Linked DNA regions of Homo sapiens: region 1 is linked to region 2. A link is an interaction called in ENCODE POLR2A ChIA-PET data of the cell type or tissue named here. Cell type or tissue: MCF 10A. All regions are shown on one strand. Region 1 overlaps TNS3 (tensin 3). Region 2 overlaps TNS3 (tensin 3).

Region 1 (5,000 bases), 140 kb after region 2:
ACATCAGCAATTTCAAATTAAAAGAGGGCTTATCTCTCAGGGCACAATTTCTAAGCGTTTCAAAAATGGTTTACATGGCACCAGAAGAGGGCAAGCCATTAGCAAATCACTTCTGAGAAGTTTCAACATGTTCCCATGAATTCCACTAACAAGAGCTGTCCAGAAAGCCGAAAGTTGCTTAGCAAAAGGATGCATTTTAGAAAGCTCTAGGTGGTCCCCACTAGGACCCATATGTTTTAAATAATCTCATCATTTCTTTCAATTTCATTTAAAAAATTGAAGTGAACAACAACTAAAATGGAATAAATGGCCAAGGATGGCACTTTTCAAGTCCAGCAACTCCAAGAGACTTCTGACAATGCAGCAGGCAGCAGGTCTGGGTGTGCCCTAGAACCTGCACTTTCCACAGGTGCTGCTGCTGGGCCCAGGCTCACAGCTCAGGAATGCTGCTTAGAACAGCTTGCTACGTGATCCTGGGCAATGATGATCCATCAATATCAGGCTCACTGTGTCAAAATCACCACACCAAGCCTGAAAAGCATAGGTTGTTTTAATTAACAAGAATTATATTTATTTAAAAGTCCGTCTGTCTATCTCTCTCTCTCTCTCTCTCTCTCTCTCTCTCTCTCTCTTAGTTTGCACCAAAACACAATTTGGGTGAAGGATCCATAATCTAAAATAATACTTGAAAAGATCAGGTCATCACGGACGATTTGGTGGTCCTAATGGGTGTACCTGTCCATTTGGGGGGAAAATATGATCAAGTTAGATGTGAGGAAAGAGACAACACTAGAGAGAAGCAAATAACATCTGTGTGCCCCGATGGAAGTTTTCTGCACATCAAGTGGTCATCATATGCCTTACAGCTGTAAACACCATCCACAAGCCAGCCTACCTAGTGCCTTTGCAGGAAAGATATACTGAGAGTCTAATATAACTCAAAGGGAAGCTTCTTTCAAACTAAATTCCATAATACAATGGATTTCTGTGCAGTTTTTTAGTGTAAAAGAGTCCGGAAGAAAAAAAAAAAAAAAACTTCTATCTTGAACCGTCAACACTTCCTAGATACTTTGATGGTCCTAAGAATGCTTTGTCAAACACACAAAATAGGGAGCTGCCCATTAATGAACAGTGACCCCAGCCCACTGGCTACATCCTTTCCCAAAGGATTCCTCCCTGACTCAAGGTGTGACTGGAATAAGAGCTTTTCTCTAATAGTAAGTTTCTGGCAGGAGGGTTAAGCTTCACACACTTACCCCTCAGTGAGTTTGCTTTCAGTCCAACCCCTTTCAACAACAATCACATTTGAGGAGCAGTACAAAGCAGTTGAGAAAACTGGGAATTAAGAGGAAAGATCCCAGGAGGTGGGAGGAGGAAGCATGGAAGGAGCCCGATGCAGCCAGGAGGAGGAGTGCCCACCAGCTATGCACCTGGGCTGCTGGCATCCACCAACCCTGCTGGGGCTGACAGACAGACAGTCCCGGCCACTCTGTGAAGATGTACAGGCCATGTCTGCACTGCAATGGCTCCACGTGGAAAGGACAACACGTTTACTGCAATGGCATCATGCCATCATCTAGTCCATCAACTGATTACCATAACTCAAGATGGCATGGAAAGTCTGACACAGTCCATCTGAAAAGGGCATACATAGCTCTTTTGAAAAGGAGGGCTTTCCATGAAAAATAAAATTTAATAAAAATGAAACGATTTGCTCTCATAATCGTGGTCAATTTGGGGTCAACAGTTTCAAATGTCCAGCTACACATTCAGGGACCACAATCCTATAAATTCTAAAGCCAAACTTGGGGAGGTGTGATAACTCTGTTTCCTTCTTTAAGAGCAAGTAGGAAAACCTAAAGACAAACCCATAAGGAGCACATCGCACCAGCTCAAAGCGGAAATGTGCTCAGATGCAGCATTGGTCTCCATCTCAACTCCAAAGGCTGAAGCCCAGCCAGACCCCCAAATGTGAGAGGGGGCGCACTCACCCTGCAGTGAATGACGACCACATGCTGGAGGTTGCTGTTCAGCCAGGACTCCTGCGCCTTGCATATGGTACACATCTTATCCAGGGGCGGTGCGTGGAGCTCTGGCCAGCCCACATCCATGATCTGCAACAAGAAAGGGGAGCTTCCTCGGTTTCCATTTCCTAAAACCTTCTGAGGCCATCTCACAATGACTTCTTTCATCATCAGTACATTTCATTTGGGAGTAAAGAACATGCTGGGTGACCCTTTCCTAAAACTCAGTGAGCATGAGGATCAACTTCCTTCACTGGGAAGAAAAAATAAAGCATTATACTGCCCATGTGATGCCTCTTCTTCCAGGGGCTCATCTGCTCTTCTGCAGCTGGGGTGACAATTCTAGAAAGGTCTTTGAGTTGCTGATGGTGCAGGTTGTGTGGACGGGGCTGCAGTCCAGTGAGATCACAAACAGGAGTCCTAGGCCCAAGCTGCTGCCAAAATCTCCCCACTCGGGTTAAAATCCCAGTTTGGAGAGTGCAGCCAGCCATCTCCCACACCGTGCGGACAACACCTCAGAGACAATCTCCTGGAAAGGCAGCACTTAAGGAGGAAGCACCTTCAAAACTCTAATTAAGTTTGGTGCTTGGACAAAGAAAATCACCACCATGTGCTAAAGACACAGTGACTCGGTGCAGAACTGCAGCTCTGAGCGTCCTGAGGCACACACAAGTCCACAGTGGCCCACAGTGGCCACACGGGGGTGTTGCTTTTCCTTTGATTTCCTTTTGTCAGTAGGACGAGGACAAGGAGCTCTATCTTATGATGAAAGTCGTAGAAATAGTGTAAGACTGTTGGAAATTTCAGAAAGTTGCCAGGAAGTAGGAAAAGTCACTACCCCTGCCACCACTCAAAGATAACCACTGCAATGTTTTCATGAATCCCTTAGTCTCTTTTCTGTATACATTTAGCATAATTGAGATACTATTATACATAAATTCTATACTCTACTATTGTTAACTAGTATTAAAATAGGCAACTTATCATGTTTCTGCTTTGTTACTCTAATGGCTGCAAAATATTTCAACATATAGAATATACATACATATATGTACCACAACTTATGTTGACTCAGTCTTAAAATTATCCCAAACTTTGCTGTTGAAAATGATCATGAAGGGTGAGGGGCAAGGGGAATGAGAGCATTAGGACAAATACTTAATGCATGAGGGGCCTAAAACCTAGATGACAGGTTGATAGGTGCAGCAAATCACCATGGCATATGTGTATCTATGTAACAAACCTGCACGTTCTGCACCTGTATCCCAGAACTTAAAGTAAAATTTGAAAAAATTTTAAAAATTTTTTAAAAAATGAAAATTATCATGAAAGGAGTGGATTAGTATGACCATAAAGAGATACTAGCAGAAGAGAGCCCCATGCTGATGGAAATGTTTTGTCTCTTGTTTGTGGTGGCTTAACAAATCTATACACATGATGCAGTTTAGATTTATTCTATACATATATTTGTTATAGATTTGTTCCATGCATATATATATGCAGTATATATGAAAGATCCCAGGAGGCGGGAGGAGGAAGCATCATGTGTATAGATTTGTTCTATACATATATATTAGTATTTATCATCTATACACACGATGCCGAGAAACACACATGTACGCAAAACCAGGGAAATGTGAGTGAGGTCCGTGGACTATACCAATGCCAACTTCCTGACCTAGATATTTCACTATTAGTGTTGTAAGATTCTCCCACTGGAAAGACTGGGTGAGAAGTACAGGAGATCTCTGTATTATTTTCACAACTTCCTACGAATCTCTAACTATTTCAAACTGAAAAAAAAGTAATTAAAATAATTGATATGAACAATTCCTAATACTCCTTATCAAGTCACATTCCACAAAGACTAGTAGCAAATTATTTTTGCACAAAATAAGCATTGTTTACATTTTACAAAATGCAGAATATAAAGGGATGAACTCTGTACCTTTGGGTTAAGCTTCGTAAGGTCATATCTCTTTTCTGAAAGGTTTAATACCTATAAAAGAGAGGAAAAATTGCCTTGCATAAAATAGATTTTAATATTTTAAAAATTAATACTTTAATTTTTATTTAATTTTAATTAATACTAATTTTTTAAAAAAATATCTAAAATCTTCACACTCACAAATCAGGGGGAAAAAAAGCTTTTAGACAAATCCTTGACATCAGAGATGAAAGCAGAAAACACATTGCATTTTTACATGATGTTTCCCTTCCAGGTACCGAGGATCAGAAAAGATTGAAAAATACAGACTTGTGTGGTCACAGAATAAAAAACAAATAAAATAAATAAGATAAGGATGGCATACAGAACCCTTACACATAAAGTCTATATTCTACTTCTTCAACTAGTATTAAACCAGGCGATTTACTGTGTTACTATTTTTTTTTAATTCTCATGGCTACAAAATATCCCAACATATAGGATACACACACACACACACACACACACACACACACACACACACGTATAAAATATATAATATAAAATATATATACACATATATATAAAATAAATATCACGGTCTTGCTCCTGACAACACAAACTGACCCGATAGAGAGGTGGTACATGGTGGGGAAGGCTGTCCCTCCTCTATGGCCTGGTGGCCCCAGGCCTGGAAAGGGCTGAGTTCATGCCCGGCCAAAAGCCATGGCCTAAGTTCACTGAAAAATCACAGCCATTTGTGGAACCTTGCTAAATACTCAAGTAGTTCAAAATGAAAATAATAATAATAATAATAATAATAATAATAATGTTCCAGCAGCAAGGAGCCTTAAAAATTAACTAAACGTCCCTCTCACTTCAGAGTCAGAGATGTGAGGAAAGTGGAGGGTGGGGGCTTGTCCTGGTCACCCAGCAAGCCCTGTTTATGACAAGGGGGGGCGCTGCTTTGTGACCCACAGTTCATTTCTAACCCTGCACAAGAAAAAGATCCCTGCCATAGCCATTTTGCAGGGAGAGCTCTGGCCCTG
Region 2 (5,000 bases):
CTGGAACTAGTAAGCGATTACAGAAAGATGCTGGATACAAGGTTAATGTACAAATGGTCAACTGCTTTCCTACAGACCAGCAATAAACAAGTAAAATTTGAAATTAAATACACAATACCATTTACAGTAGCACCTCCCAAAAACTACTTACATATAAATCTAACAAACTATAGACAAGATCTATATGAGGAACACTATTAAACTTTGATGAAAGATACAAAAAACTAAATAAATGGAGAGATATTCCATATTCATGGACAGCAGGACTCAACTTTTGCCAAGGTGTCAGTTCTTCCTAATTTCATCTATAGATTCAATGCAATCTCAATAAAAATCCCAGCAACTTATTTTGTGGATATTAACAAAGTGATTCTACAGTTAATACAGAAAGGCAAAAGATCAAAAATAGCAAACACAATATTGAAAGAGAAGAGCAAAGTTGGAGGACTGACATTATTTGACTTCCAGGATTACTATAAAGCTAAAGCAATCAAGAAAATGTGATATTGGTGAAAGAACAAATAGGTCAATTAAAGAACTCGAAAGTAGACCCACATGAATATAGTTAACTGATCTTAGACAAAAGAGCAAAGGGAATACAACTGTGAAAAGACAGATTTTTCAACTGGTGGTACAGAAGCAACTGTACATCTGCAGGCAAAAAAATAAAAAATGAATCAAGACACAGACCTTACTTCCTTCACAAAAATTAACTTAAAACGGATCACAGACTTAAAGGTAAAATTTGAAACTATAAAATCTAGCTGGCCTTGGGTTTGGTGGTGACTTTTAAGATACAATACCAAAGTCACAATCCATAAAACAGGAAATCAATAAGCTGGATTTTATTAAAATTAAAAACTTCTGCTCTGTAGAAGAATGAAAAGGCAAGCCATGAAATGGAAGAAAATATTTTCAAAAGGCCTATCAGGTAAAGGACTAGTGTCTAAAATACACCAAGAATTCCCAAAATTTAACAATAAGAAAACAAAACCCAATTAAACAAACAAGCCAAAGGCCTTTATGGACACCTCACCAAAGAAGATATACAGATGGTAAATAAGCATATGAAAAGGTGCTACACATCATAAGTCATCAGAAACAATGAGATACCACTACGCTACTATTAGAAAGGCCACATTCCAGAACACTGGCAACACCAAATTCTGGAGAGGATGTGGGGCAACAAGAACTCACATTCATTGCTAGTGGGAATGCAAAATGGGACAGCCACATTGGAAGACAGTTTGCCTGTACCTTATAAAACCAAACACACTCTTACCATACAATCCAGGAATGCGCTCCTTGGTATCTACGCACAGGAGTTGAAAACTTATATCCACTCAAAAACCTGCACATGGGTGTTTAGAGCAGCATTATTCATTACTGCCAAAACCTGAAAGCACCCACAATGTCCTTTAGTAGGTGAATGGGTTACTAAACTGATACACCCAGACAAGGAAATATTTGCTGCTAAAAAAAAATGAGCTATCAAGCCATAAAAACACATGGAGGAAACTTAAATGCATATGACTAAGTGAAAGGAGCCAACCTCAAAAGGCTATGAACTGTATGGTTTCAACTATATGACAATACTGGAAAAGTTGAAAATATGGAGACAATAAAAATATGAGTGGTTGCTTGGGGTTGGTGGGGGAGGGAGAACGAACAGAAAAGGCACAGAGGATTTTTAGGGCAATAAAACTATTCACTATGATACTGTAACGGTGATTACCTGTCATTATGCATTTGTCCAAACCTGTAGAATGCATGACATCAAGGTGAACCTAAATATCAAGTCCCTAAACTAGGGACTCAGGTGACGAGGCTGTGTTAATGCAGGTTCATCAACCATAACATGTGCATCACTTTGCTGGGGGATGTTGACAGCGGGGAGGCTATGCGTGTATATGGTGTATCTCTGTACCTTCTTCTCCATTTTGCTGTGAATCTGTCACTGCTCTAAAAAAGAAACTCTATGAATAATTTTTTTAAGTGACCTGCTCTGTCTGGCGAGCTGGTTCTTGGGTGTTGTATGTCTCACTGGGGTTGCTGGCAGTGTGGGTCAAATCATTGACTCATGTCAAGTGACTTGTTGAGTCATGTCTCTGGAACATTTTTACATTTACAGTTGCCGAGACAGATCACCCACATCCTGTCTTACTATATTTTCCCCCAAACTAAATCCAGGGCTTGACATTTATTCCACTGAATTTAGTCTTGCTTGAGTTAGACCGGCCCATGAAGGCCTTGCTGATGTCCCAACAACTGCACCCCACCCAGCTCTGTGCAAGCTTCTATAAAAGGAAACCTCCTTCAAGGCTCACAGAAAAGAAAGGAAACCTGAATACTGAAGTGCAAAAGGAAGTTGTGTCAGTGAGTCCTTTTTCTCCCCAGTCACCAGATGTAGAAATGGAGCTGCATTTACTGACCTGCCCCCTGCTTCAACAGCTCAGCTGCTGAATTGGCTGCCGTCTGGGGAGAACTTTCTGCTATTTCCTCCAATGGATCTGTAGGAAGGGGCAAGAAAATACAGAAATGAGTCCTGCTCCTGACCAAGAATCCTCATGACAAAGTTAGACAATTTGATGACAGAATTCCCAGATGGTGACATGCAATGGTTTTGCAGAGTCAAGAGTTTCTCTTTGGGACAATAATTTGGCCCATAGAAACCATGATCACATTCTGAATAAAAGTAGAGATGACAAGGCCTAACAAAATATTTTTCTAATCACCGAATTAGTCATATGAACAATGACACTTTGAAAAGTAAATCACATTTACCTATATATTAAGTTAGACCATTTTTATGTGAAGTTGTGACTGCTTAGGAAAGTGGGACATACGGTCACATCGCCCTGACATGCTGTGGGTGTTATTTAATTTCATTATGGATATTGTTTAACAAACATAAAAGTAAAAAGAACAGTGCATCCATCATCTAAGTTCAACAACATCAACATTTTGCCCATTCCGTAGAAACGTAAAAATTAAATGTCAATGACCCTGAAGCCTTCTTTGTCTGAGGGTTTTATATTTTTAAACTACAGAATCTTTGCTCTATAGAAATCTTTCATCAAAATCCATGATGTAAAGCTATCTGGGAGCTGTCAGTGAAGTAGAATCTCCTCTTCTCTCCTTAATTTGGATGAACTCATTGGCCTTTTCTTGGGTTCAACCAAGAGAATACGAAAAAACTTCCAGTCTTATTATTTTTCTCAGTGGATCTTCATGGATCTCTAAAACCGGTGGCCTTGACTGCAGACAATCTACACAGAGCCTGACTAGCACTGAGGACCCCTTACCTCTCTCTGGGATAAGCAGCTTGCACGGCAAGGCCAAGGGCGTGATGGAATGCTGGCACACCAAGGCCGTCAGGCTCCCTGCAAAGTGGACAGACAGCAAACAAGAGTCAACAACTGCTGTAGATGTTGTGTGCTCAGCCAATTTATCAGCTGGAATGAAACGGATGCAAAGGCTGAGCCCTTATCTTTTTAGCAACTGGTATGTTAGATTAGTGTGCAGCTTTGTGTAAAACTTCAAAGAAGTATAAAGTTCCACAAGATAGTTGAGAGGTAAGTAAATGGAACTGTTTATCATTCTTATCATAGACACATCATTACCAAATTATATAAAGACTAAAGCATACAGTTTGTTGGATCTTGAATCAGGAGGGTTGACATCAAGCCAACTCCAACTTCAACCATATATATTACCCCTGCACAATGCTTCTTAACAAAGCTCTAATAACAATGATGCCTAAGGCTGCACTGTGCTTTGTGTGGATTGCTCAAGTCATCTTTCCAACAAGCTCGTGAGGTAGGGAAGGCTCCCAATTTGCAGGGAAGGGAGGGTGCTCTGTTGGGAGCTCTATGTTGTTCCTTGTGCTGTGGGATAGGGTCATGCTGGAGCTCCAACCTTCTCAGGACTTACCTGCCTGCCAACTAGGATAGAATCTTATTGACGTCTGTAATTCCTACGTCTGATATGGTGCTTTTCATTTGTTTGGTTTTGACAGAGCTTTTAAGAACAACTTCAAATCTAGTTTATCTTAAAGATAATAATGCAGATCAGCAGGATTTCAGAACTGGGGACTGAAATATGAGTAAACCACCATAAGAGTGATAGTCCCAAATCTCAGGTTGGTGAGCAGAGGGAATCCAGGCCTCATGAGTTCAGAACATTGACAGCAACCTCTCAAGCAACTCACCGAAATATGGTTCATTCGAGCACCCTTTCAACCGCACTCCCTTCGGGGTACACTCGATCAAAAAGTGCCGGACGAGTTCATTGGCCAAATCTCCAGCTGTGGCAAGAAATTTAAAGAAAGAAGAATTTTTTGAAAATGGGAGCATGGGAGAATTCAATAGAGAGAACATAAAAGCCAGGAGCTACAGTTGAAAAGGCTCTTCTCTGAATACGAGTCCAGTCACTGCAAAAGAGGCTGCCAAGAACCATCTTCGTCCTAGGAATGGTAGCCGGGCTGCAGGACAGCTGGATGAGCACAGGCTAGGCCAGATACAGGGCGGGAACCCTTGCAATGACAGTGTGGGGGCTGGAGAGGTCCCTTGGGAGAGGCCCTCAAACATTGTGCAAGAATCCCCAACGAAGGGAATGAGCTTGCAGCTAAGAAAGAGGATCATGAATCTCCAGCTGAATCCTCTCCCAAAGAGGAGAGGTGAGAAAGGCTCAGACACAAAATGATACCTATAATGAATCACTGAAAAGAGCTGGAAGGAGGTCAGTCTTCTGGGTGGGATTTAACCAGGAGCCTGGATCTTTAAAACCTTCCAGAAAGCAAGCACTCAGCTGCACGGGAGCAGCACTCTACCACATTGCTATTAACAGTAAACAGTGCATCTGCTTTAGGCCAGCCCATGAGTCCAAAGAGAAAACACATCATAAAAAGCCACTGAATGGCAAAACTATCTGAGAGTGGAAAAGTACAAACAGCACAACCAAAAGAACAAGAAGTCACTGCCCTATGCTAATGAGTCCAA

What was found. Peaks named below come from ENCODE experiments on the same cell type or tissue, not always from the same donor. Only the 100,000 strongest peaks of a DNase experiment are listed, where the experiment ranks them.
Region 1: POLR2A ChIA-PET joins it to region 2 with 5 read pairs; 1 of 35 experiments calls an interaction of 5 or more read pairs at or near these places.

The regions. Positions count from the first base shown.
Region 1 is chr7:47,433,291-47,438,290 of GRCh38, forward strand. It overlaps TNS3 (tensin 3), which reads right to left. Exons shown (of 31, transcript NM_022748.12): 7 at 3,973-4,023; 8 at 1,992-2,114. Among named protein-coding and RNA genes, the nearest start is that of SNORD151, 29 kb to the right of the region's middle. In MCF 10A, a CTCF peak has its summit at 2,705; a DNase peak (open chromatin) is centred at 2,721.
Region 2 is chr7:47,289,523-47,294,522 of GRCh38, forward strand. TNS3 (tensin 3) reads right to left here. Exons shown (of 31, transcript NM_022748.12): 25 at 4,211-4,306; 26 at 3,306-3,383; 27 at 2,433-2,510. Among named protein-coding and RNA genes, the nearest start is that of SNORD151, 170 kb to the right of the region's middle. RefSeq lists enhancers at 1,958-2,317, 3,541-4,740. In MCF 10A, no CTCF peak of the experiment used is centred here; a DNase peak (open chromatin) is centred at 2,149.